Linked DNA regions of Homo sapiens: region 1 is linked to region 2. A link is a loop called in an ENCODE intact Hi-C map of the cell type or tissue named here. Cell type or tissue: IMR-90. All regions are shown on one strand. Each heading gives the region's core, and the rest is flanking DNA. Links, peaks and the distances in the headings are about the cores only.

Region 1 (12,824 bases), core at 1,702-9,701, 210 kb before region 2:
TTCCAGGTTCCACAAGTTAGGATATGGACATCTGGGCTAGGGGCACTATTCAGCCTACCACAGGGAAAAATGCAAACAGTCATAATTCAGGCAACAGACACATTAAGAGCACTGCACTGAGTCACACAAATCAGGTTAAGAAGCAACACGTGATACAAGGGTGATTTAACATTAAACCCTCCACAAAGCATCTCCTGATTCCCTTCAATAAGCTGTGAGCAATTGTTTTAAGGCTATGTATTTAAAAGCATGTGTGGCAAAAAAGGGGAAATCTTGACTGAACACCTACTGTGTGCCATGAACTGTCTGGGCACTGAGGATACAACAGTGAACAACCCAAAGTCTCTCCCTTCATGGAGCCCTCATTCAAGCAGAGGGACACGGTATACCAACAAGTCTTCTAGTAACACCAGCAATGTTGCCTTGATTGAAAGTAGTGAGATTCATACATTCTGTATGACTCCAGTATAAAAATCTGGAAAATATTAACAGTATGATTCCCAGGGCACCTGCCTGAAATAGACAAGGCTAGTGCAAAAAAAGTTAGGACTTATTCTAAAAACTAAAATAAAATAAGCTTACACCTGAAGACACGGGTTTGGTTTTCTTTTGTTTTTGTTTGTTTGTTTTTGAGAGGGAGTCTCACTCTGTCACCCAGGCTGGGGTGAAATGCCACAATCTTTGCTCACTGCAACCTCCACCTCCTGGGTTCAAATGATTCTCTTGTCTCAGCCTCCCGAGTAGCTGGGATTACAGGTGCACGCTGCCACACCCGGCTAATTTTTTGTATTTTAGTAGAGACCAGGTTGGTCTCAAACTCCTGAGCTCAGGCAATCCACCCCCCTCGGCCTCCCAAAGTGCTAGGATTACAGTCATGAGCCACCACGCCCGGCTGAAGACATGGGTTTCTTCATACCCTAGTGAAGGATAGAAAAGAAAATTTGGAAAAGATGAATGAATTCCAAAGGCCATTAATAGTGGGCTGCAGATTAAATAGACTACATTATGAAGAAGGGAAGCTATTTTTTTCAACCATATAACTCAGTTTAAGGTACAAGAAGACTCCTGAGATATAAAACAGAATATTTCATATGAAGGAGTAAGAATGGCCTCATTTTTCTGGCCAAATTTGACATTAACTAAAATAGGAAAAAATGAATCTGTGTCTTCCAATTATGTTAAACTCACATTTGGTTAATTTGAAAGGTTAACCAAAAAATGTAGCTACAGGAAAATATGAGAGGCTGATCTAATGGGATTATTTGTTTCTTGGTGTGAAATTATTTTGGTTTATTACTATCTTATTATATTTCCCAATATCCCTTTTCCTCTTTCTCCTAATAGCTTACTTCTCCTGAGCTCCCACCTCTGATTCAGTTCTCCTTGGTTAGGGTTTTCTACTTACCTATATGAAATTTACTAAAGAAAGGCAGTAAGTAGCATCTTGGCTATCCTGTGTGCCTCATCAAGAAACCAAAAAATAAAAACTATTTTTAGCATATCAAACTTTGACAGTTCTTTTAGAAAAAGTAAATCTCCTTTTTAAGGCATAAGGAAACACTTATGCTGAGACAGAGAACAACATGGGGAAAATATGCCTCCATGATCCAATCACCTCCCACAAGGCACCTCCGCTCACACGTGGGGATTTAAATTTGAGATGAGACTGGGTGGTAACACAGTCAAATCATATCTATAAGGTAACGTGCAATCAGCCACATCTGAAAGAAGGTGGGAAATCATTAGCAGAATCAGTAAGTGTATCCATTAGAGCTTAATCAGAGGAGGAGGATCACAAAGATGGACACAGAAGAAGGGATTTATTAAAAAGTTTAAACTTTAAAATTGTTTGAGAAGCTGGGGAAATAAAACTCCAGAAGAAAGCATTTTAGAGAATTAGAAAAAAAAAAAGTCACAAACCAGGAACCTCAGGCAAGAGCTGATGGAGAGGTCTTTCTGCAAGTCTCTTACCTCTGCACCTGGCAGTGAGTCTGAAGTTGCTACAGGTCAGGTAGGCCAAGAGATAGGAAAATAAACTTGGCTACAAAGCTGGAGAAATCGAGGAAAAACTAGAATCCACGAAGGCCAACAGGAACTCACAAAAACAAACTGAAACCCAAGAGGACAAACAGAAACATGCAGGAATATCCCTGTCCATACTGCAACAGTGGTGACCTACAGGAATCTGGTGCCTTTCACTGTGGGGCTGCGCAGGTGCCTGGCCCTGGACTTGGAGAAGCTGGAGGAGGGGACCCAGCAAGATCTGACACAGATGCAGACATTGATGCAGATGAAGCTGCAGGTCTTGCTGCTGCCCGCCCCAAAGAAGCAAATCAGCAGATCATTGGCCATATACATAGAACCCTACAATGAACCTTCTGAGTGCCATTGCCTGCTGCCTCCTCTGCCCTCCAAATGTCACATACATTTCTCCTGTGCCCAACTCTAACCCAGAATCATACAGGAAAGGAGCATCCAGCACAACTTTTCCTTACATATATAATTTATTCAATATTATTTCCCAAGCCTATCATATATAAATTCACATTGTCTCCCTTTTTCTATCCTAATATCCCCCAAATCCTCTAAAGCAGTGATTCTCAAACTTTAGAGTATAGAAGAATCACCTAGGAATCTTCCTAAAAGGCAGATTCCAATTCAGTAGGTCCAGGATGGGGCCTGAGGTTCTGCATGTCTAACATATGTCTTTATGAGAGGTGACAGCGTGTTGGCAGCCCTCACAGCCCTCACTCGCTCTCGGAGCCTCCTCGGCCTTGGCGCCCACTTTGGTGGCACTTGAGGAGCCCTTCAGCCCACGGCTGCACTGTGGGAGCCCCTTTCTGGGCTGGCCAAGGCCGGAGCTGACTCCCTCAGCTTGCAAGGAGGTGTGGAGGGAGAGACGCGAGCCGGAACCGGGGCTGCGCGGCTTGCGAGCCAGCTGGAGTTCCGGGTGGGCGTGGGCTTGGCGGGCCTCGCACTTGAGCTGCCGGCCGCCCCGCTGGCCCCGGGCAATGAGGGGCTTAGCACCCGGGCCAGCGGCTGCGGAGGGTGTGCTGGGTCCCCCAGCAGTGCCGGCCCACCGGCGGGGCGCTCAATTTCTCGCCGGGCCTTAGCTGCCTCCCCGCGGGGCAAACCCACCAATTCCGGACACATTTACACAAGATTTAATCCTCAGAAATAAAAATGCTGTTGTGGAAATTTTTAAATTGTGTTTCAGGAGGTCCTGAAACACAATCAAATAAATAAGTAAAAGATTTCATATAGATAAGTAAAAAACCCTAAACAAAGGAAACTTAATTGGAGGAGAGAGCGCAGGAGAATTAGGGTATTAGGAGAAGGAGGAAAAGGGATACTATAAAATACAAAAGAAAAATAATAAACCGGCCGGGCACGGTGGCTCACGCCTGTAATACCAGCACTTTGGGAGGCCGAGGCGGGCAGATCACGAGGTCAGGAAATCGAGATCATCCTGGCTAACACGGTGAAACCCCGTCTCTACTGAAAATACACAAAAAAAGAAATTACCTGGGCGTGGTGGCGGAGGCCTGTAGTCCCAGCTCCTCTGGATGCTGAGGTAGGAGAATGGCGGGAACCCAGGAGGCGGAGCTTACAGTGAGCCGAGATCGCGCCACTGCACTCCAGCATGGGCGACAGAGCGAGACTCCGTCTCAAAAAAAAAAAAAAAAAAGAAAGAAAGAAAGAAAAAAAAAAGAAAAATAATAAACCAAAAGAGTTTTGTACCAAGAAGCTAATCATCCCGTTAGATCACCTCCCCAGAGGTGCCTAACAGGCCATGGATTGGTGGGGAAAAAGAAGCAAAGGACAGGTTTGGCCTCTGCGCCTGCCTTGTCTGCACTACTTTTATCTATTTTAAGGTATTCGAATTTCGTGTAAAATTTCACTTGCAGAAAAATATAGATGAGTTCCCTGGTGATATGGTTTGGCTGTATGCCCACCAAAATCTCAACTTGAGTTGTATCTCCTAGAATTCCCACAGGTTGTGGGAGGGACCCAGGTGGAGGTGATTGAATCATGGGGGCCAGTCTCTCCCGTGCTATTCTCGTGATAGTGAATAAGTCTCATGAGATCTGATAGGTGTATCAGGGGTTTCCGCTTTTGCTTCTTTCTCATTTTCTCTTGCCAGCGCTGTGTAAGAAGAGCCTTTCACCTCCCGCCATGATTCTGAGGCCTCGCCAGCCATGTGGAACTGTAAGTCCAATTAAACCTTTTTTTGTTCCCAGTTTCGGGAATGTCTTTATCAGCAGTGTGAAAACGGACTAATACACCTGGTTTAACGACAACACAGATTGAAAATCATTTGAGTCTCAACGACCATGAGCTTAATTACAAAATTATTTTGGCATTGTTTTTGAAGAAAGGAAAATAAATGTTCCACTCAGCATTCTCTGAACTACATTATAAAAGTTTTAGTTTGGCACATTGAGAACATATGTTCATTTATTATTTTATTGATCCTTGCCTGTTCAAGAATACGAAATTGTCCTCAAATACTTTTAATTTTTATTTATTTTTGAGAGAAGGTCTCACTCTGTCACCCAGGCTGGAGTGCAGTGGTGCCATCATAGCTCACTGCAATCACCAACTCCTGAGCTCAAGTGATCCTCCCACCTCAGCCTCCCAAAGTACTGAGATTACAGGCATGAGCCACCACGCCTGTCTTTCCTCAAATATTTTTAATATATTAACTGAATTCCCTTTATAACCTTAGGCGAAATCACTAACTTTCTCAAGAGCTTATTTATGTATGTTTAAATTCAAGTCAACAAACATTCGTTGAATACTAAATATGTTAGGGTAGGGGTGTATCGTGTTAGGGTACAAGGGGCTTCACTCATGATTTCTGTCTTTGAAGAGATTTGCTTTCTATTAGGAAGAACAAAATGACTTACTATAAAACACCGTGAGAGGAAACCCATAAAAAGTGTTAATGTGCAAGAATTCAAATGAGAAATTGTCTCCAGTTGGAATGACCAGGTGGAGTTTAGAATTGGTAATGGAAATAAATCCTCAAAGGATGGATACGAATTCTTCTATCATTAATGAAGAGAAAAAAGTATTTCTGGTGAAAAGCACAGGTTGGACAAAGAATGGAGTCCAGAAAGTTAGAGAAATAGAGGTCCATGGGAAACAAGATGAGTGAGACCGGATTTGGACAGGGAGCAGAGTCCCCATGATTGTTGTGGAATCACTTGTCACAGGAGTTCAGTCTTAATTGTAGGAGGAGCTGGGAAAATGAAGATCCAGAAGAGGGAGTTGGAGGATCAGAAAAGACACTCGGCAGTCCTTTTAAGAACCCATGTCCAGCACAGCAAATGAGACTGGGAAGCGGAGTTCATAGGGAGGTATATAGACAGCTGTTGTTAATGTGAAGCTAGCACATCTGAGAGTGCACAAACATCTGGAGGCTGCCCAGAGGCTGATGTTGGTCAACAGGACCAACAGTTGAGGAGCTAGATACAAATCAGAAGAGAGCCAGAGCAAGTGGGAACCCGCTAGGCACCTCTACATGTTTTCATTACCTTCTACGACTAAAACCACCTTTAGAGAGTAATGGCCACTACTTCACTTTTGCTTTTTGATTCTCACCTGAGTTCTTCATAAGCCACACAGGGCAACTTATCCTGGGAAATATAGTGCCCAACTTAAATGAGTCAACGCGAACAAGCACCACACAAGTTGTCCTGATTAAGAGATATAAGATGCATATGTGAATGTGCTGAAGGTCAGTTTGGTTAAGGTATCAGGGAACATGAGAGTGACCATGATTTCCATGGTGTGAAGTTGATTCTTAATCAAGGGAATCATCTCTAGTGAGGTGAGAGTGAGGTTTATTTTTGCAGGTTCAGGATGAAAAGCCTGAGACTGATCCAAAATTATCCAGTCCAGCATAAGAAAATATTCCTTGACAGGATGCCCTAATCCATGCAGCCATGAGAGGGTTTTATTTAGATGAGAGAGAGAGCTCTATAGCAGTGCCTTCCAACTCCTGTGTCAAAGCAAGCCATTGTACTGGTATATGGAAAAGGGTTCAGGTATGCTGAGATATTCATCCTCCAAGCCTGCAGGGCAGCATGGTCGCAGTCAGAGCTCCTAGACCAGCTGCCTTGGGCAATGAGCATTTCTGTCCAGGGCTGAAGGCAGTGAGCATACTGGGCTACATTTATTTCTTGCTGCTTCCCCACCATTCACTCAGCACAGTGTGTGGTACTCTAGCACCTGGGCATCTCTTCCAGTAGCCATCTGCAGCATGAATTGCTATTCATAATGGACAAGGTGCCTGCAGAGCTGCTGAAGGAGTGCATGTTCCAGATGCCCAAGGAGCTCAGCAGGCAGCCGTAAGTATACTAGCAGGAGGTAAGAATGGCAGGAGGCCAGGGAGACTGTTTTTGGCAGGCACCACCCAAGGAGTAGCTCTGAATCTCTGCCTTCAGTTTTTGTAACACATATGGGTTTGTGGCTTAACTTGTTCCTTTTCTGATTCCAGCTAGCTTCAGGTGCACCTACATTCTGACAATTAGAGCCTTGTCATTATTTTAAAATTGTGACATAAAAAATTTCATGTGGATTCAAAATCTATTAATATTAAAGATAATTTCAAAGTTTCATCTCTGAGGGAGAAAATGGGGTCTTCTTTAAATACAGTTTCAGCTGTTACAAACAACTTGAATGGCTGAAAAAAATGGTTTTAATTTTTTAAATTACATGGCTATGTGAACAAAATTTATTTGATGGTAGCTATAAACAAAGTAATCATCATCTGAAATCATTAATAAGGAATTTACTATAGCCATTGAGAACATAAGACCTAATAACAAAATGTTATGTTCATGGAAGCAAATATGAGTTTTTTATTAAAAACCTTGGAAGATTCTATTTGTAAATTTTAATCATGTTCAATTGGTAACAACTAAAAAGTATATATCATATAAAATAAATGTAATAAAATTTTTCACTAAGCACCACGGAGATTCCTCCAGATCCCCCCATTTACTCCAGTGTATTGTATGATTGTAATTTTATGGTTTTCTATTTATTTCACTATGTTAAATATAAAATTGTCATGAAGAACTACTCTTGAGAAGGTTAGAAATGCACATTTCTTTGGGGTCAGAGAGACACAAATCTTGTAGCTCTAATTCCATATGTCCCCCTTATATCCCAACATTATCTTAACATTATATCCCAGTGGGCTGGCATTATTATGAAGGATATTTACAATTGAGACTCCTGGATGCAGGACTACTCTCCAGCTCCATGTCAGATAAAAAAAAATCACCCAGTGGCAAATGATTAGTGATTGGTAACTACTGATTTGTCTTCTCAGTTTATCAATGTTTCTCTGAAAAAGTAATTATGTTAACTGAGTTCTTTAAAACTTATAGATTCAAGACTGCATTTTAAGAAGACCAAACTGGCTGAGACTATATATGATGAGGAGAAAAGGGAGGAATGAAAGAAGGGAAGAAAAGTTGTATGCTGTTGCAATAGTCAGAGGACAATAATGAAGACCTAGCATAAGGCTGTACAGTAGCTGTGGAAAAGAGATTCTTGAGGCACTTTGTAGATAAAATCTTCAGAACTCTTGAGTTTGGGGAGAAAGAGACATGTGAAAGAAGTCAAATATGACTGAAATGTTGATTGTGAGAGGATGGTAAAATAGAGTTAAGGAAGAGAAAAGGAAGAGATGGTTTAGGGAGGAGAATAATGTATTTGGATCTGGAAATGTTAAATTTGGGTCCTGGGGTAGGACAACAATATAAACTGTTCTGCCAAAAAACCAAGTTACTGATCAGAATATGAGGAGAAATGCCCTCAAATATATAGCTTAATTCTCAAACAGAAGGAGGAACATATTTTTTAATTGTTTTTCCGTAAGTTATTGGGGCACAGGTGGTATTTGGTTACATGAGTAAGTTCTTTAGTGGTGATTTGTGAGATTTTGGTGCACTCATCACCTAAGCAGTATACAGTGCACCATATTTGTAGTCTTTTATCTCTCACCTCCCTCCCACTCTTCCCCCCAAATCCCCAAAGTCCAATGTATCATTCTTATGCCTTTGCATCCTCATAGCATAGCTCCTACATATCAGTGAGAAAATATGATGTTTGGTTTTCCATTCCTGAGTTACTTCACTTAGAATAATAGTCTCCAATCTCATCCAGGTCACTGCAAGTGCTATTAATTCATTCCTTTTTATGACTGCATAGTATTCCATCATATATATATATATATATATATATATATATATATATATATATATATATATACATACACACACACACATACACACACACACGTACATACACACACACACATACATACACCACAGTTTCTTTATCCACTTGTTGATTGATGGGCCTTTGGGTTGGTTCTACGATTTTTCAATTGTGAATTGTGCTGCTATAAACATGCGTGTGCAAGGATCTTTTTCAAATAATGAATTTTTTTCCTCTGGGTAGATACCCAGTAGTGGAATTGCTGGATCAAATAGTAGTTCTACTTTTAGTTCTTTAAGGAATCGCCACACTATTTTCTATAGCAGCTGTACTAGTTTACATTCCCACCAGCAGTGTAGAAGTGTTCCCTGTTCACATCCATGCCAACATCTGTTTTTTTAATTTTTTGATTATGTCCATTCTTGCAGGAGTAATGTGGTACCGCATTGTGGTTTTGATTTGCATTTCCCTGATCATTAGTGATGTTGAGCATATTTTCCTATGTTTGTTGGCCATTTGTATAGCTTTTGAGAATTGTCTATTCATGTCCTTAGCCCACTTTTTGATGGGATTGTTTGGTTTTTTCTTACTGATTTGTTTGAGTTCACTGTAGATTCTAGATATTAGTCCTTTGTCCGATGTATAGATTGTGAAGATTTTCTCCACTCTGTGGGTTGTCTGTTTACTCTGCTGACTGTTCCTTTTGCCATGCAAAAGCTCTTTAGTTTAATTAGGTCCCAGCTATTTATCTTTCTTTTTATTGCATTTGCTTTTGGGTTCTTGGTCATGAAACCCTTGCCTAAGCCAATGTCTAGAAGGGTTTTTCCAATGTTATCTTCTAGAATTTTTATAGTTTCACGTCTTAGGTTTAAGTCCTTAATCCATTTTGAGTTGATTCTTGTATAAGGTAAGAGATGAGGATCCAATCTCATTCTCCTACAGGTGGCTAGCCAATTATCCCAGCACCATTTGTTGAAAAGGGTGTCGTTTCGCCCACTTAATGTTTTTGTTTGCTTTGTCAAAGATCAGTTGGCTGCAAGTATTTGGGTTTATTTCTGGGTTCTCTATTCTGTTCCATTGGTCTGTGTGCCTAATTGTATACCAATACCATGCTGTTTTGGTGACTATGTCCTTATACTATAGTTTGAAATCACATAGTATGATGCCTCCAGATTTGTTCTTTTTGCTTAGTCTTGCTTTGGCTATGTGGGCTCTTTTTTGGTTCCATATGAATTTTAGAATTGTTTTTTCTAACTCTGTGAAGAATGATGGTGGTATATTGATGGGGATTGCATTGAATTTGTAGATTGCTTTTGGCAGTATGTTCACTTTCACAATATTGATTCCACCCATCCATGAGCATGGGATGTGTTTCCATTTGTTGGTGTTGTCTATGATTTCTTTCGGCAGTGGTTTGCAGTTTTCCTTGTAGAGGTCTTTTGACTCCTTGGTTAGGTATATTACTAAGTATTTTAATTTTTTGCGGCTATTGTAAAAGGGGTTGAGTTCTTGATTTGATTCTCTGCTTGGTTGCTGTTGGTGTATAGAAGAGCTAGTGATTTGTATACATTAGTCTTGTATTCGGAAACTTTGCTGCATTCTTTTATCAGTTCTAGGAGCTTTCTGGAGGAGTCCTTAGGGTTTTCAAGATAAATGGTCATATTGTCAGCAATCAGTGACAGTTTAACTTCCTCTTTACTGATTTGGATGTCCTTTATGTCTTCTTGTCTGATTGCTCTGGCTAGGACTTCCAGTACTATGTTGAACGGGAGTGGTGAGAGTAGGCATTTTTGTCTTGTTCCAGTTCTCGGAGGGAATGCTTTCAACTTTTCCCCATTCAGTATTATGTTGGCTGTGGGTTTGTCATAGATGGCTTTTATTACATTAAGGTATGTCCCTTGTATGCCAATTTTGCTGAGCGTTTTAATCACAAAGTCATGCTGGATTTCGTCGAAAGCTTTTTCTGCATCTGTTGAAATGATTATGTGATTTTTGTTTTTAATTCTGTTTATGTGGTGTATCACATTTATTGACTTGCATATGTTAAACCATCCCTACAACTGTGGTATGAAACCCACTTGATCATGGTGGATTATCTTTTTGATATGTTGTTGGATTTGGTTAGCTAGTGTTTTGTTAAGGATTTTAGCATCTATGTTCACCAAGGATATCAGTCTGTAGTTTTCTTTTTTGATTCTTACCTGGTTTTGGTATTAGGGTGATGCCAACTTCATAGAATGATTTAGGGAGGGTTCCTTCTTTCTCTATCTTGTGGAATAGTGTCAAAAGGATTGGTACCAATTCTTCTTTGAATGTCTGGTAGAATTCTGCTGTGAATCCATCTGGTCTTGGACTTTTTGTGTTGGTAATTTTTTTTTTTTTTTTTTTTTTTTGTCATGCAGGCTGGAGTGCAGTGACACGGTCTCAGCTCATTGCAACCTCTTCCTCCCAGGTTCAAGCAATTCTCCTCTCTCAGCCTCTCGAGTAGCTGAGACTACAGGAGCCCACCACCACACCCAGCTAATTTTTGTATTTTCAGTAGAGACGGGGTTTCACCATATTGGTCAGGCTGGTCTCAAACTCCTGACCTCAGGTGATCTGCCCACCTTTGCCTCCCAAATTGCTGGGATTACAGGCATGAGCCACCATGCCCAGCTGGTAATTTTTAAATTACCATTCCAATCTCACTGCTTGTTATTGGTCTGTTGTGTTTTTCCAGGAATTTATCCATCCCTTCTAGGTTTTCTAGTTTATGTGTGTAAAGGTGTTCATGGTAGCTTTGAATGATCTTTTGTGTATCAGTGGTGTCAGTTGTAATATCTCCTGTTTCATTTCTTAGTGAAGTTATTTGGATTTTCTCTCTTCTTGGTTAATCTTTCCAATGGTCTATCAATTTTGTTTATCTTTTCAAAGAACCAGCTTTTTGTTTCGTTTATCTTTTGTATTTTTTTTGTTTGTTTCAATTTCATTTAGTTCTGCTCTGATCTTGATTATTTCCTTTCTTCTGGGTTTAGGTTTGGTTTGTTCTTATTTCTCTAGTTCCTTGAGGTGTGACCTTAGAGTGTCAGCTTGTGCTCATTCCGTCTTTTTGATTTAGGTGTTTAGGGCTATGAACTTCCTTCTTGGCACTGCCTTTGCTGTATCCCAGAGGTTTTGATAGGTTGTATCATTATCGTCTTTCAGTTTGAAGAATTTTTAAATTTCCATCTTGATTTTGTTTTTGACCCAACGCTCATTCAGGAGCAGGTTATTTAATTTCCATGTGTTTGTGTGGTTTTGAAGGTTCCTTTTGCAGTTGATTTCCAGTTTTATTCCACTGTGGTCTGAGATGGTGCTTGATACAATTTCAGTTTTCTTAAATTTATTGAGGCTTGTTTTATGGCCTATCATATGTTCTATCTTGGAGAAAGTTCCACATACTGTTGAATAGAATGAATAGAATCTGCGTTTGTTGAATTAAATTTTCTGTATATATCTGGTAAGTCCATTTGTTCCAAGGTATAGTTCAAATCCATTGTTTCTTTGTTGACTTTCTGTCTTGATGACCTGTCTAGTGCTGTCAGTGGAATATTGAAGTTCCTCACTATTATTGTGTTGCTGTCTATCTCATTTCTTAGGTCTGTTATTAAATGTTTTATAAATTTGGGAGCGCCAGTATTAGGTGCATATATGTTTAGGATTGTGATATTTTCCTGTTGGACAAGGCCTTTTAACATTACATAATGTCCCTCTTTGTCTCTTTTAACTGCTGTTGCTTTAAAGTTAGTTTTGTCTGATATAAGAATAGCTACACCTGCACACTTTTGGTGTCCATTTGCATGAAATGCCTTTTCCCACCACTTTAAGTTTATGTGAGTCCTTATATGTTAGGTGAGTCTCCTGAAGGCAGCAGATGGTTTGTTGGTGAGTTCTTATCCATTCTGCGGTTCTGTATCTTCTAAGTGGAGCATTTAAGCGAGTTACATTTAACGTTAGTATTGAAATGTGAGGTACCATTGCATTCATTGTGCTCTTTGTTGCCTGTTACTTTGGTTTTTTTGTTTTTTGTTTTGGCTTTTTAACTTGTGTTTTTGTTTTATAGGTCCTGTGTGATTTATGCTTTAAAGAGGTTCTGTTTTGATGTGTTTTCAGGATTCATTTCAAGATTTAGAGCTCCTTTTAGCAGTTCTTGTAGTGGTGGCTTGGTAATGGCAAATTCTCTTGGCATTTGTCTGAAAAAGACGTATCTTTCCCTCATATGTGAGGCTTAGTTTCACTGGATACAAAATTCGTGGCTGATAATTGTTTTGTTTGAGGAGGCTGAAGATAGGGCCTCAATCCCTTCTAGCTTGTAGGGTCTCTGCTGAGAAATCTGCTGTTAATCTGATAGGATTTCCTTTATAGGTTATCTGATGCTTCTGTCTCACAGCTCTTAAGATTCTTTCCTTCATCTTAACTTTGGATATCCTGATTACAATGTGTCTAGGCAAAGATCTTTCTGCAATGAATTTCCTGGGTGTTCTTTGTGCTTCTTGTATTTGGATGTTTGCGTCTCTAGTAAGACTGGGGAAGTTTCCCTCAATTATTCCCCCAAATATGTTTTCCAA
Region 2 (12,824 bases), core at 2,843-10,842:
TACTATTCTTACCTTGCATGAACTTTCATTTAGCACAGTATGAACTAGAAAATCTGACAGATTTCTTGGCCAAACATCATTTTAACTCTGATTTAGGGGAAAAATACATACAAACTAAAGAGACAGATGACAGCCCAGGAAATTATGCTTCTAAGGTATTTGCAGGACAATAAACTGAAACCTATATTAGTTCTTGCAAAGCAATGAGAAACTGTAAATGCCACAATAAAAGTTGTAAAATTCAAAAAAAAAGAAATATAAGTAATAAGCAAGCATAAGGACAGATATGGCAATAGCCAAAGGTGAACTAAAAGTCAAGAATAAAGTAAACTTTTCTTTTGAGATGAAATTAAGCAAGTTTATTTATTAGCCAAAGAAGTCAATATGAAAAGCTTGAAAATATAGAAGACGATGGGAATACATAATAGTGCAAAGTACTAGAAGACATGGAAAAGAATGGAAAAGTAAAATGTGATCACACACACACACACACACGCATACACACAGCAGTGAAAATGAATGAATTATCAATACTTCAATCAACATGACTCAATTTCAAGCACATATGAATTACTCAAGAAAAAGTCACAGAAGACTACATATATTACATTTCCATTCCTATAATACTGATTAAGATATAGAAAGCCACAAGACAGCAGTACTTCCTCTCTACCTATAAGAAAGAGCTTTGTAATCTACAAAGTCATAATTTTGTGGAGCCCATCAGTAGGCTACAGTCATAAGGTAGCCAAATAAATGGAATTCTAACAAGCAACAAGAAGATGTGGGACATACATACTATTTCACCTTTGGCAGAGCACAGGATGAAGAGTTGGCTGGCGTGAAAGCAGGTACAAAGAAAACTAAAACTTTAATAAACTTGTAAGCTTAAGTGTGGGCTACTATAGTGCTTTAAAAGAACTGGGAACCCCATATGCAAGGGGATTTAGCTATCTTTAACAGGCTCTTTTTCACTGATCTCCACCAACCACAAGAAAAACTAGGAGTAGGTAAGGAAACCAGACAGAGCCCTCATTGGTAGCACAACACAAAACTCCACCTTCTTCTCTAAACTCACCCGTCTCAGGGAACAAAAGCATCAAGCCTTTGGGAGTGGGACAGAAAATCCTCCTGCACCCAGGGACCAGGCAAAGGTCCATTACTTCCATAGGAGGAATAGAAACTAGAGCATTCTGCCCCAGGGTACCAACAAAAAAAAAAACCACTCCAGCCCAGGATCTTGCACTGATCAAAGCAGTGGGTAGTGCCCATTTGTATCACGGCAGGAAATGCTCTTATGAGAGTTTGGCTTCTGGAGAAGGGGGAACAGCAAAGCTGAGACAGCCCCATCCCCAAAAGCATAAGGAAAAAGAAGTTCATGTCAAATTATAAAGCAATCAACAGAACCAGAACCAGCAATAACTCAGATTTTACAACTTCCAAACAGAGACATTAAAATGCTTATGATTAATAAGTTAAGTAATATAGTGGAAAGATGGATAATATGCACGAACATAAAGAAAATGTCAGCAAAAAGATGGAAACTACAAAAGAGAAACAAAAAATTATTTCAACAGCCTTAGCAGCAGAATGAACACAGCTAAGGAAAGAATCAACAACCTTGAAGATATGTCATAGAAAGCTTTCAAATTGAAACGAAAGAAAAAGAGACAAAAATAAAGGCAAAACAGAATCCAAAAGCTGCAGGATAATACAATTGTCTAACAAATGTGTAAATGGAGTCACAGAAAAAGAATAGAGGAAGAACAGGACAGAAGACAAGCTGGAGAAATAATAGCCAAGAATTTTGTTACATTAATATAATGCAACAAACCAGAAATCTAAGAACCTCAGAAAAATCCATGCAGAAGTCAAGAAAAACTAGATAAATTATAGTCAAACTGCTGAAAACCAAAGATAAAGAAAAGTATCTTAAGGCAATCAGAGAAAACAGAAACATTATACACTGTAAAACAAAGACAAGAAAAACAACTTTTTTTTAAAAGCCAGAAGGACTATGGTAATATTGGCGAAAAAGATTTCAGAACAAGGACTATCACCAGGGATAAAGAGCGATATCATATAATAATAAAAAGATCAATTAAGCAAAAATATGTGATAATCTTAAATGAGTAAACAGTTTCAAAATACATAAAGTGAAAACAATAGAACTGTAAAGAGAAATAGCTAAAAGTCAAAGGATGTCATTTAAAGCTGATGAATCTTTGGCCGGGCATGGTGGCTCACACCTATAATCCCAACACTTTGGGAGGCCGAGGCAGGAGGATCCCTTGAGCTCAGGAGTTTGAGACCAGCCTGGGCAACATAGTGAGACTCTGTCTCTATTAAAATTTTTTTTAAAAAATTAGCTGAGCGTTTAGCTGGGCGTGGTGGTGGGCACTTGTAATCCCAGCTACTCGGGAGGCTGAGGCAGGAGAATCACTTGAATCCTGGAGGTGGAAGTTGCAGTGAGCTGAGATCACACCATTGCACTCCCGCCTGGGCGACAGTGAGACTCTGTCTCAAAAAAAAAATAAAAAATAAAAATTACCTGAGCATGGTAGCATGCACCTGTAGGCAGTCCCAGCTACTCAGGAGGCTGAAGTGGGAGGATAGCGTGAGCCTGAGAGATCAAGGCTTAAATGAGCTATGATTGTGCCACTACACTCCAGCCTGGGCAACAGAGGGAGACTTGTCTCTGGAAAAAACAACAACAACGGACAAATCCATAGATTAGATAGACAGTGGTATTCCCAAGGTGAACACTAATAAAAAGCATGTAATTAACCAATATTGTATGGTAAAGAGAGGCAGAGGAGCAGAGAGGAAGACAATGTACACAAATTTTATCATTTCTTAGTATCATCAAAAGAAAGAAGGTATAGTGCATTGAGTAAAGTTACAAAGATTGCCAATAGAATATACAAAGCTTTGTAAATATCATAAGAAATAAATTTTTTAAAACACCATTAGGTTAAGATAAATATTAGACACAAAAAAAACCTGAGGTGAAAGTTTTTTAAACCTATGGAATCGTGTAATAATATTTTTAAAAAACAGACTAAGGCCAACTATATTAATCATATCAATAAATATAAGTAGGCTAAACTCACCTATTAAAAGGAAAAAGACTGGGAAAGAAGACCTGGGAAGATATTTCTCAAAAAATACTTAAAAATGGCCAACAGGCATATGCAAAAATGTTCAACATTACTAATCATCAGAGAAATGCAAATCAAAACCACAATGAGGTATCACCTCACACCTGTTAGAATCTCTATTATCAAAAAGACAAGAGATGACGAGTGTTGACAAGGTTGTGGCTAGAAAGGAATTCTTGTGCACTGTGGATGAGAATGTAAATTAGTACAGCTATTATGGAAAACATATGGAGCTTCCTCTAAAAATTAAAAATAGGACCAGGTGCGGTGGCTTACGCCTGTAATCCCAACACTGTGGGTGGCAGAGGTGGGTGGATCACTTGAGGTCAGGAGTTCGAGGCCAGCCTGGCCAACATGATGAAACCCCATCTCTACTAAAAATACGAAAATTAGCCGGGCATGGTGGCAGGCACCTGTAATCCCAGCTACACAAGAAGCTGAGGCAGGAGAGTCACTTGAACCCGGGAGGCGGAGGTTGCAGTGAGCCAAGATCACACCCCTGCACTCCAGCCTGGGCGACAGAGCAAGACTCCATCTCAAATAAAAAAAAAAATTAAAAATAGAACTACCATATGATCCAGCAGTCCCACTTCTGGGTATATATCCAAAGGAAATTCCATTAGTATGTCAAAGAGATATCTTCACTCCAATGTTCATTGCAGCATTAGTCACAATAGCCAAGATATTAGTCAACCTTAGTGTCCAATGACAGTTGAATGGATAAAGAAAATGTGGTAGATATATACAATGGAATACTAGTCAGCCTTAAAACAGAGATCCTGCCATTTTGACAATATGTGTGAACTTAGGGGACATTATGCTGAGTGAAATAAGCCAGAGACAGAAAGAAAAATACTGCGTAATCTCATTTATACGTGGAATTTCTTTTTAAGTTGAACACATAGAAACAGAGTAGAATCGTGGCTATGGGTCATGGCAGGGGGAATGAGGAGATGTAGGTTCAAGGGTACAAAATTACAGTTATGAGATGAATAAGCATACAGATCTAATGTATGGCATGTCTATAGTTTAATAACACTGTATTGTATAGTGGAAATTTGCTAAAAGGGTAGAGTTCAGGCACTCTTACCATAAAAGAAATTAACTATGTAAGGTGATGGGTATGTTAATTTGCTTGGTTGTAGTAATCAGTTTACTATGTACTGTATATCGAAACAGGCTATATACCTTAAGTATACACAGTTTTTAAAAGTATGTCATGTAATTGCAAACAAAAGAAAGCAGGCATCATATATTTTATCTAAGTAGGTGGAATTCTGGCCAATGTGCATTAAACAACACAATGACATTTTAATGCTATAACTGCCAATGTCCAATAAAAGATATCACATTATAAGTCTATACACACCAAAGAAATTAATATAGCAACCAAAACAAAAGAAAATGTAGACATACATAAGCAGTAAGAAATAATCCACCACTGGGTCAGGTGCGGTGGTGCATGCCTGTAATCCCAGTACTTTGGGAGGCCCAGGCGGGTGGATCACCTGAGGTCAGGAGTTTGAGACTAGCCTGACTAACACGGTGAAACCCTGTCTCTACTAAATACAAAAAAAAAAAAAAAAATTAGCCAAGCATGGTGCCTGTAATCCCAGCAAATCAGGAGGCTGAGGCAGGAGAATCACTTGAATCCAGGAAGCAGAAGTTGCAGTGAGCCGAGATTGTGCCATTGCACTCCAGCCTGGGCAACAAGAGTGAAACTCCATCTCAAAAAAAAAAAAAAAAAAAAAAAAGATAATCCACTACTTCTCACTCCATAAAAGATCAAGTAGAACCAAAATAAATAAATAACATAATTAGTAAGTTAATGCTAATCAGTGTATATCAAACTTCAGTGCCCCTTCTCAATAACAGAACTGCTTTCTTTGGGACAGCAACATAACTAGCTAAAATACTACATTCCCACACTTCTCTGCATTCACATATAGGATATGTCTTAAGTTCTGACTAGGGAGGTCGAAGTATTACAGTGTAGAACTTCAGGAAAATCTCCTTAAAGAGAAAGATGCAAGTCCTTTCTTTTCCTTCTTTATCCAGAAAACAAAAAACTGAATATGATGGCTTGAGCTTTAGCAACATCTTGTACCATGAAGACAAGGGCATGTGATCAGTGAATATGAAAGATCCTGGGTTTCTAACAACTTTGTAAAACAACCATATCAGCCCTGAACTGCCCAACTCTAGATTTTTTTTTCCTGGGGGGAAAAAACCCCAACAACTCTGCGTATTTATGCTATTATAGATGGGTCTCTGTTATATGTACGTGCACCTAATCCTAATAGATATGAACTTGAAAGCAAAGAATGCCCAAAGAACATTCACCAAAATTGACCATATATTTTAGGACATAAACATACACAAACCAAACTCAAGAAAACAGATGGAGGGATTAGCCTAAAACAGGAGAAGGGTCATCTCTTCCTCTGAGACTAGAAAGAGACCAGGTGCATATACAGGTAAGTTTACAGATGTCAGGCAGCAAGTCAAGGGCTTTTCCCTTCTTCATCACCTCAGTTTTCTCTGTGAAATAGGAGCCAGAAATGTAAAAGGTAGAGGAGGAAGCAGATAGAGAGTAAGATTTTCATGTTTTGAATGCCACTAAGGGACAAGTTGAGGGAGAATAGACAAGATTATAGTCTTTGTCTTTTGTTATTGTTGTTATTCAGATTGAAGAACCACCAAAGTTTTCATTTTTATCCAATTCTACCAGGTATAAAGGGAAAAATAAAATGGTTAGTCTCAGAGGCTCATTAGATAGGAAGGGTGGTGGTTTAAACACAGTAAAAAATAGAAATAAAAATAAAAAAACCTTCGTTAACTCCATTAAAGCTTGCAGCTAGGGAGCAAGAAACAGATTTTTTGTTGTTATTTTGATTTTGTTGTTGTTTTTGCTTCAGCTAAGAGGTATGCTGCAAACCAGATCCCTGCTTATCAAGGACTAAAACCCCTAACTTTAGGAAGAAAATATACATATTCATATGTATGCTCATATACAGGCCCATAGAAACACATCATACAAATGTGACCCCAAATGTTTTTATTATTAACACAGGAGGGGGGAAAAACAGTAAATAAACAACCCAAGGTTAAAATAAATTCAAAATTAAACTACCAATTTAATCAAATGTCCTAATTTGTGCCCCAATATGTGCCTCTTTTTGATTTTCACAAATTAGTAAATTAGTACTAACAAATATTTTTGCCAGCCTAATAGAAAACAGTTACGTAAGTAACTAAATAGGAACATCAACTCACCTCATTAAGCGCATTTTGTGAGACTTAAGAGAGCATCACCACCTGGTGGTAGATTCAGGGTAATGATTAGCAACCAAATAGAAGGAAATGGCCAGTCCCTGTCACAGATAACATACATTATGAGAGACCAAAAGCCTTGGCCAAAACTAAGACCAAAAAAAGTAGCACTATAAGTGATTAGCTTCCAACTTAATAGAATAACAGAAATTTGGAAGGGTGATCTAGAATCCACATTTAAGATTCTAATACAATATCCCATGTAGTACAAAAATCCTGTCTACAAAACTATAGAGATATGATACATTGTCTGTGCTAAATACCTGTAGTAAAAAGAAACAACTTCTCTGGATATCATAGATTGCTAGATAGGTTTAAGTTGGGTTTAAATTTGAAACTTTTTATGTCCCTCGATCAGTCAATCTAATTTTGCAACCCAATGCAACATAGAAAACCCCTGATATATTCTATAGCCTGACTTCAAATATATCTCTCATTTTGTTTTTGTTTGTTATAAATAACACCCCATATTCTTCAATTGCCTTGATTTCTAGATACCGTACATCCTGGTCTTCCAGATTTTACAGATATATTTGATTTGTCAGCATCTATTTTTAATGCAGCACCTAAAATAAAACTGACTCACATGTTGGCAGTGGAGTATAGGCACTTCTATTAATACTTTCCATGTTTCCTTTCAGATTTTAATAGCTGTATCACACTTCTGCTCACATGTTTTAGTGACAATTATTCCTGAACAGCTTTATGTTACATGGTGACCAGTAAGCTGAGTGTTAGAAGAGGCTGAATAGATTTAAGGGCCGGCATTTACTTTTGAAAGTCTATCCCTAAACCTCAGCTCTCTTCCTCTGCTCTATAAAGTTCCACCATATACTCACTTATGAAAGAAGAGGAACAATAAAAGAGTAACTTCAAGATAACCACGAAGAGACAGTAAAACATAAAAATTTTGATACATTTTTATGCTTAGACCATAAGGAGGTTTATGGTGACATAGGCATCACACAGCAAGGGAGCCCCAGGAGGATTATATTTAGATATCTATATAGATAGATAGATAGATAGATAGATAGATAGATAGATAGATAGATAGATAGATAGATAGATAGATGTAGAGATAGAGATATATGCAGCTCTCTGAATTGGAGATGCAGAACCTAAGGCAGTCTGCTGTTTGCTCTCTGTCTGCGCTGGCCTTTGAGACAATATAAAAAGCAAATAAGGGTATTCCCAATAGTAAAAGATTATTGAGGATTTTTTCTGGGGAGTGATTAGGCTGGAAAGGTAGGAGCTAAATATTGTTTTGGCAGCAGCAGCTTTTGCAACAATAATAGAATCTGATGCAGACTGTAGCAAAATAAAATCACACCACTTAGGGAAATGCCATCGGTAACTTTGGACAAATGTTTCATATGGTTCATTATGAAATATCGGTTAATAAATTAGGTGTTTATCATAACAAATGTTTTCAATTTGACTTCTTGTTCTTTTCAATTTCTCATATACATGCCCGTATGCACTCATGATACAGATGGGACGCAAAACATTTTTACCTTTAACATAGAAAAAAGTGTATAATATAGATATTTATATATATAATTTCAGCTGTAATAGAAATGGCTACAAGTGAGAGTCTATATGAAATAAACAGTATGTAAAGAAAAGATATTTTATTAGAAGGCAAATAATTTTAACCAATTTATTTCTCTCCATGATTAAGATTTAGCTGTATCGTTTTATTTTTATGTTCCAGGGACCTTGAAGGCAACCATATCCATAATTTAAGAAATTTGACTTTTATTTCCTGCAGTAATTTAACTGTTTTGTAAGTAATATGCTATGCTTTTGAAGTAATATTATCTTTTCTTACAAATAAAATTTAAAAACACCCATTTTATGGAAAAAAAATCCCAAAGAACATCAAGAGTCTGTTGTTGGATCTCAGTTTGAGAAACACTAAATTGAAGTCTTAGCCTATAAGAATGTTTATCCTTTGCAAATTATTATGGTATAAATTAAGTTTTTCTTTACAATTGTGAAAAAATAGTTACAATCAAAATGAAAAACAAAATACTGCTGAATGTTCACAACCTTGAGGATGTAATTATGGACATCAAGATAAACCTTGAAGTGTTAATGAGTGTAATTCCTTCTTATGCATCTCTGGCCTATTTTAAATTCACATGGTATTTTCTGTTAAAAGTAAAGGATGTTAGGTCTTCCTTCAGTAAAAAAAAATCCAACTCTCCTATTCACAGCTTATTTTACCAGAATGTTTTTCAAACTATGGATTGCAACTAATAAGTAGGTGATGAAAGTAATATATAGCACAATTTATTATACCCTTGTCAGCATTTTTAAGGGAAACAGAATTTAATTGAATAGATTATATCAGACTGCAATGCAGATAATAAATGTATTGTTTCATGAGCCTTAGGGTGTGTGTGTGTGTGTGTGTGTGTGTGTGTGTGTGTGTGTGTGTGTTTTATGATCCAATATAAAACACATTTTTTACTGTGTGTTACCACAGGAATGATTTGAAAACCATTATCCTAGACTACACAGGACCCCTGTATATAGGCGATACAATAGCTCCCACTGATATTACCATATGTTTTCTCCAATTCCCCCCATTCCAATGGGTTCCAATGAGTTCCAGTTTGAACTCCTCCTGAGTTCAGCAATCTTCAGGTACAGGGTGCTTGATATAAATAATGCAAAATAGTGTATAGTAATTGCCCAAAGGAAACCAAATTGCACCTGAAGGACACAGAACAAATAGATATCTGAAAAACTTAGAATTTCTTTTCTATTGTACTTGTATTTATTTTTTAAGGAAACCTCTGTATTAAGAGATTATTTGTGGATTTCCTCTTGGCAGGTGTTGTGCTTTTAAGGTCCAAGAATATTGGGAAATGGTGGTAATGGTTTGGAGTGCAGTGAGGAAATAAATGGGAAAGGACAATTTGAAGACATGTCATACAATGTTTAAAAAATTAAAAGCCCTTTAAAACTTAGTTCTGAGTTGGTCCTCTAGGCTAGCTGGTAACACATGAGATCAGTGCAGAAATGTCAAGAGTTAAACAGACTGATTCAGCATCCCAAATTAGAGATTCTTCTAAAGGGGTTCAGCTAAGAGTGGACTTCCTTAGGCAGATCCGCCCGAAATCACATCAAGTAACAAATGAGTAGGAGTGCTGTGGTGGGTGGGCTATTTTGTTAGACAGTCATGCTATGCAGACTGAAAAGACAAGTCTAAAACAGCTCCTATGCTCTTGGTTGCAAGATATGCAGTCTGTATTCTCAAAAGTTGGGGTTTTCACCATTTCTCGTGCAAAGCTCTTCCTCCCTATTTCACTTAAAATTTTGAATTTCTATTATTATCATCATCAAAACATTTGAGAAATTTAGGATTAAAATTAAATTGGATAATTTATACTACTTCAAAATGTCTTTATGTGAAAAATGTACTGTATATTCATTATCTTTGTTTCTGCATACCGTTCCTCTCTTTAGTAATTCTTGTCGGTTACCTAAAGAAGTTACAATGTATTTTTCTTTTTACTTTCAGAGTGATGAGGAAAAACAAAATTAATCACTTAAATGAAAATACTTTTGCACCTCTCCAGAAACTGGATGAATTGTAAGTATGACTGAACATATACTGATAAGAATTTTCTTTCTACTGTTTTTTCACACTTGTACTTACATGTGTTTATACATTTAAGAAATATTACTTATCTCCTCTTTCTAAGCATTATTTACATATATACACCTCAAGCCACAAAGGAATTCAGATGGCATACAAAAAATATGGAAAATAAAAATATAAATATTTGAGGAAAGTGGGTTAAAGGAAACACAGCTGTAAAGAAATAATAAAGCCAGTATAAAATTAATAAATAAAATACATTCTACACCACTCTGTTCTACTCCTAAAGAAGGACGGTAAATTTATGGGGGGTTTTTTGTTTTGTTTTTGTTTTTTGTTTTGTTTGTTTTGAGACAGGGTCTCACTCTGTCTCCCAGGCTGGAGTGCAGTGGCATGACCTCGGCTCACTGCAACCTCCGCCTCCCAGGTTCAAGCAAATATCCTGCCTCAGCCTCCTGAGTAGCTGGGATTACAGGTGCATCCCACCATGCCCAGCTAATTTTTGTATTTGTAGTAAAGATGGGGTTTCACCATGCTGGCCAGGCTAGTAAATTTGTTATTATGTTTCCTAAAGGATTAGGATTCAGGGACCATAAGATTAGAAGATACCACTTTGCTGATTTGAAACCAAAGGATAATCTTGTATCCATAAGGAAATTAGACACTACTGTGGATAATATTCCTACCTATAATAATGGAAGAGATAAATTATTTTTATAATGCCCCTTTTTAATGCCAATGACATAATTCTAAAGGGCACTATAACAATTCTATGATGAACCAAAGCCCGTGGTCTAAGTACATTGTAGTTGATTTTCAGAATAAAATAGATGTAGAACAATGGATGAAGTGCTTATCCTTCAGACCATTTTTTTATATTTTAGTGTCAATTTTTTTCTTTTCATTTTTTGTTTGCTTTTTTTCTAGTACCAGGGTGTCACTCTGTTGCCCAAGCTGAAGTGCAATGGTACAATCATAGCTCACCGTAACCTCGAACTCCTTGGACTCAAGTGATCCTCCCACCTCAGCCTCCTGTGTAGCTACGACTATAGCACACCACCATGCCCAGCCAATTTTTTTTTATTTTTTGTAGAGACAGGGTCTCTGTGTTGCTGGGGCTGGCCTAGAACTCCTGGCCTTAAGCAATCCTCCCGCCTCAGCTTCCCATACTTTTGGTATTACAGACTTGAGCCACTGTGCCCAAGTAGTATCCATCTTCTGGAAAGAATCTGAATGTGGACAGAGCTACTTGTTTTGACAATTAGCTAGACAGAACACTGATTTATTAAAACTTTTCCATAAAAATTAAAGAATACAATTAGAATGTTATGAAAATAACACCAGGACACCTTACTTGGGCACTCAAGAAGTTACAATGTGTTTTTCCTTATGCTAGGTAGAGGGAATACATGTACCAGGAGCAGGAACGTTTCTCAGGTAACAATCCTGCATTCTGCCCCAAAACATCAGGGAATGAGCCATTAAAAACCCAACATTTTATCTGTAGCCTGAAACACTTTTGGTGGTCAGTACCAATCATTCACAAAATGTGCAGGAAAATCTCAAAAACAAATAGACCCAACCATCTGTTGTAGCAACTCCTGGCACGTGATAATTGAACCATATCATCAGCACATAGGAAAGTAGTCTAAATAGTAGGGGGAGATGCAGCTGGATGATCCAAAGTATTATCTAGACATTAGAATACAAGTTAGTCAAGGAATACTAACTATATACTTTTTCTTGTTTCATCCACTTGAAATCATACCTGAATATCAAGGGACAGTTCCTTCAAATCCTAGCCTTCATGGTGGCAGTCAGGTGCAGATTTTATATATCAATAACCAACAGTGAACATGAACTCAAAGGGCTTAGTGCATAACCAATGCTAATCCAGGTTCAGAAGTAAAGGAAAGAATAATACAAACTGCAGAGGGTGACCAAGGCCAATAATTTGTCTTGCTAATTATTAGGTGGACTTTAATGCACCTAATCCCATATTAAACACTTACCTGAAAAATCAGATTCACCAGGACAAAAATAGCATGTTTTCTAAGAGTCGATGGCTTTCATTGGATGAGTCTATATCTAAAGTGTCCTTTTGAGAGAGGGTTGAACTACACTCTGTGCCCCTCCAGGCTCCATCACACCAACAGAGTTAATGAGGACAAAGAGGATTCACTTGTCACAGAGGACTTTAAGTAGCTCTAGTGACAGAAAATCTTTGCCACGTGGGTGACTTAATTTGAGCTTTTAAAGTCAACTACTCTAGTTTACAAGGTGTTTCCTGAGTTCATTCAGAAATGGACCTTGACTCCAATTAAGTTTAGCCTAACTTTCCTAAACTTAAGCTGAGAAAATGGCCCTTTCAAATGTCACTTGGGATCTGGGCCAACACTATCCCATTACATGATTCATGCTGTTAGAACTATCTGCCAGGATTTGCTCTGATAACAAAACCCACACTCCCACCAGTAATTGTTGAACAAGACATTTGGAATTTTAATATCCCAGTGCACCATTTTAAATCCATTTGCACATTGCTTTACTAATATGATCAATATTTTACTTGGCTTCCTATACAAGGAACTGAAATTGTGCCCCACTTTTACTAAAGATGAAGCAGATAGACTCAGTGTATTCATAGTCTTCTAACTGGGGATGGAGAAAACAGCTAGTCCAAAACTGAGCTAGGCACTGGGTAGCCCAGATGAATA

Evidence for each region. Hi-C counts contacts between places; a loop is a spot of excess contacts. Peaks named below come from ENCODE experiments on the same cell type or tissue, not always from the same donor. Only the 100,000 strongest peaks of a DNase experiment are listed, where the experiment ranks them.
Region 1: a loop joins it to region 2, with 9 times the contacts of the local background. A loop is called at or near these places in 13 of 110 quality-filtered maps.

Annotation. Positions count from the first base shown.
Region 1 is chr4:158,405,179-158,418,002 of GRCh38, forward strand. No RefSeq gene overlaps it. Among named protein-coding and RNA genes, the nearest start is that of RXFP1, 110 kb to the right of the region's middle. In IMR-90, for the core only: a CTCF peak has its summit at 5,246; no DNase peak of the experiment used is centred there.
Region 2 is chr4:158,618,612-158,631,435 of GRCh38, forward strand. It overlaps RXFP1 (relaxin family peptide receptor 1), which reads left to right. Exons shown (of 18, transcript NM_021634.4): 10 at 8,209-8,280; 11 at 10,027-10,098. Among named protein-coding and RNA genes, the nearest start is that of C4orf46, 47 kb to the right of the region's middle. RefSeq lists a silencer at 12,326-12,620. In IMR-90, for the core only: a CTCF peak has its summit at 6,486 (motif pointing left); a DNase peak (open chromatin) is centred at 6,470.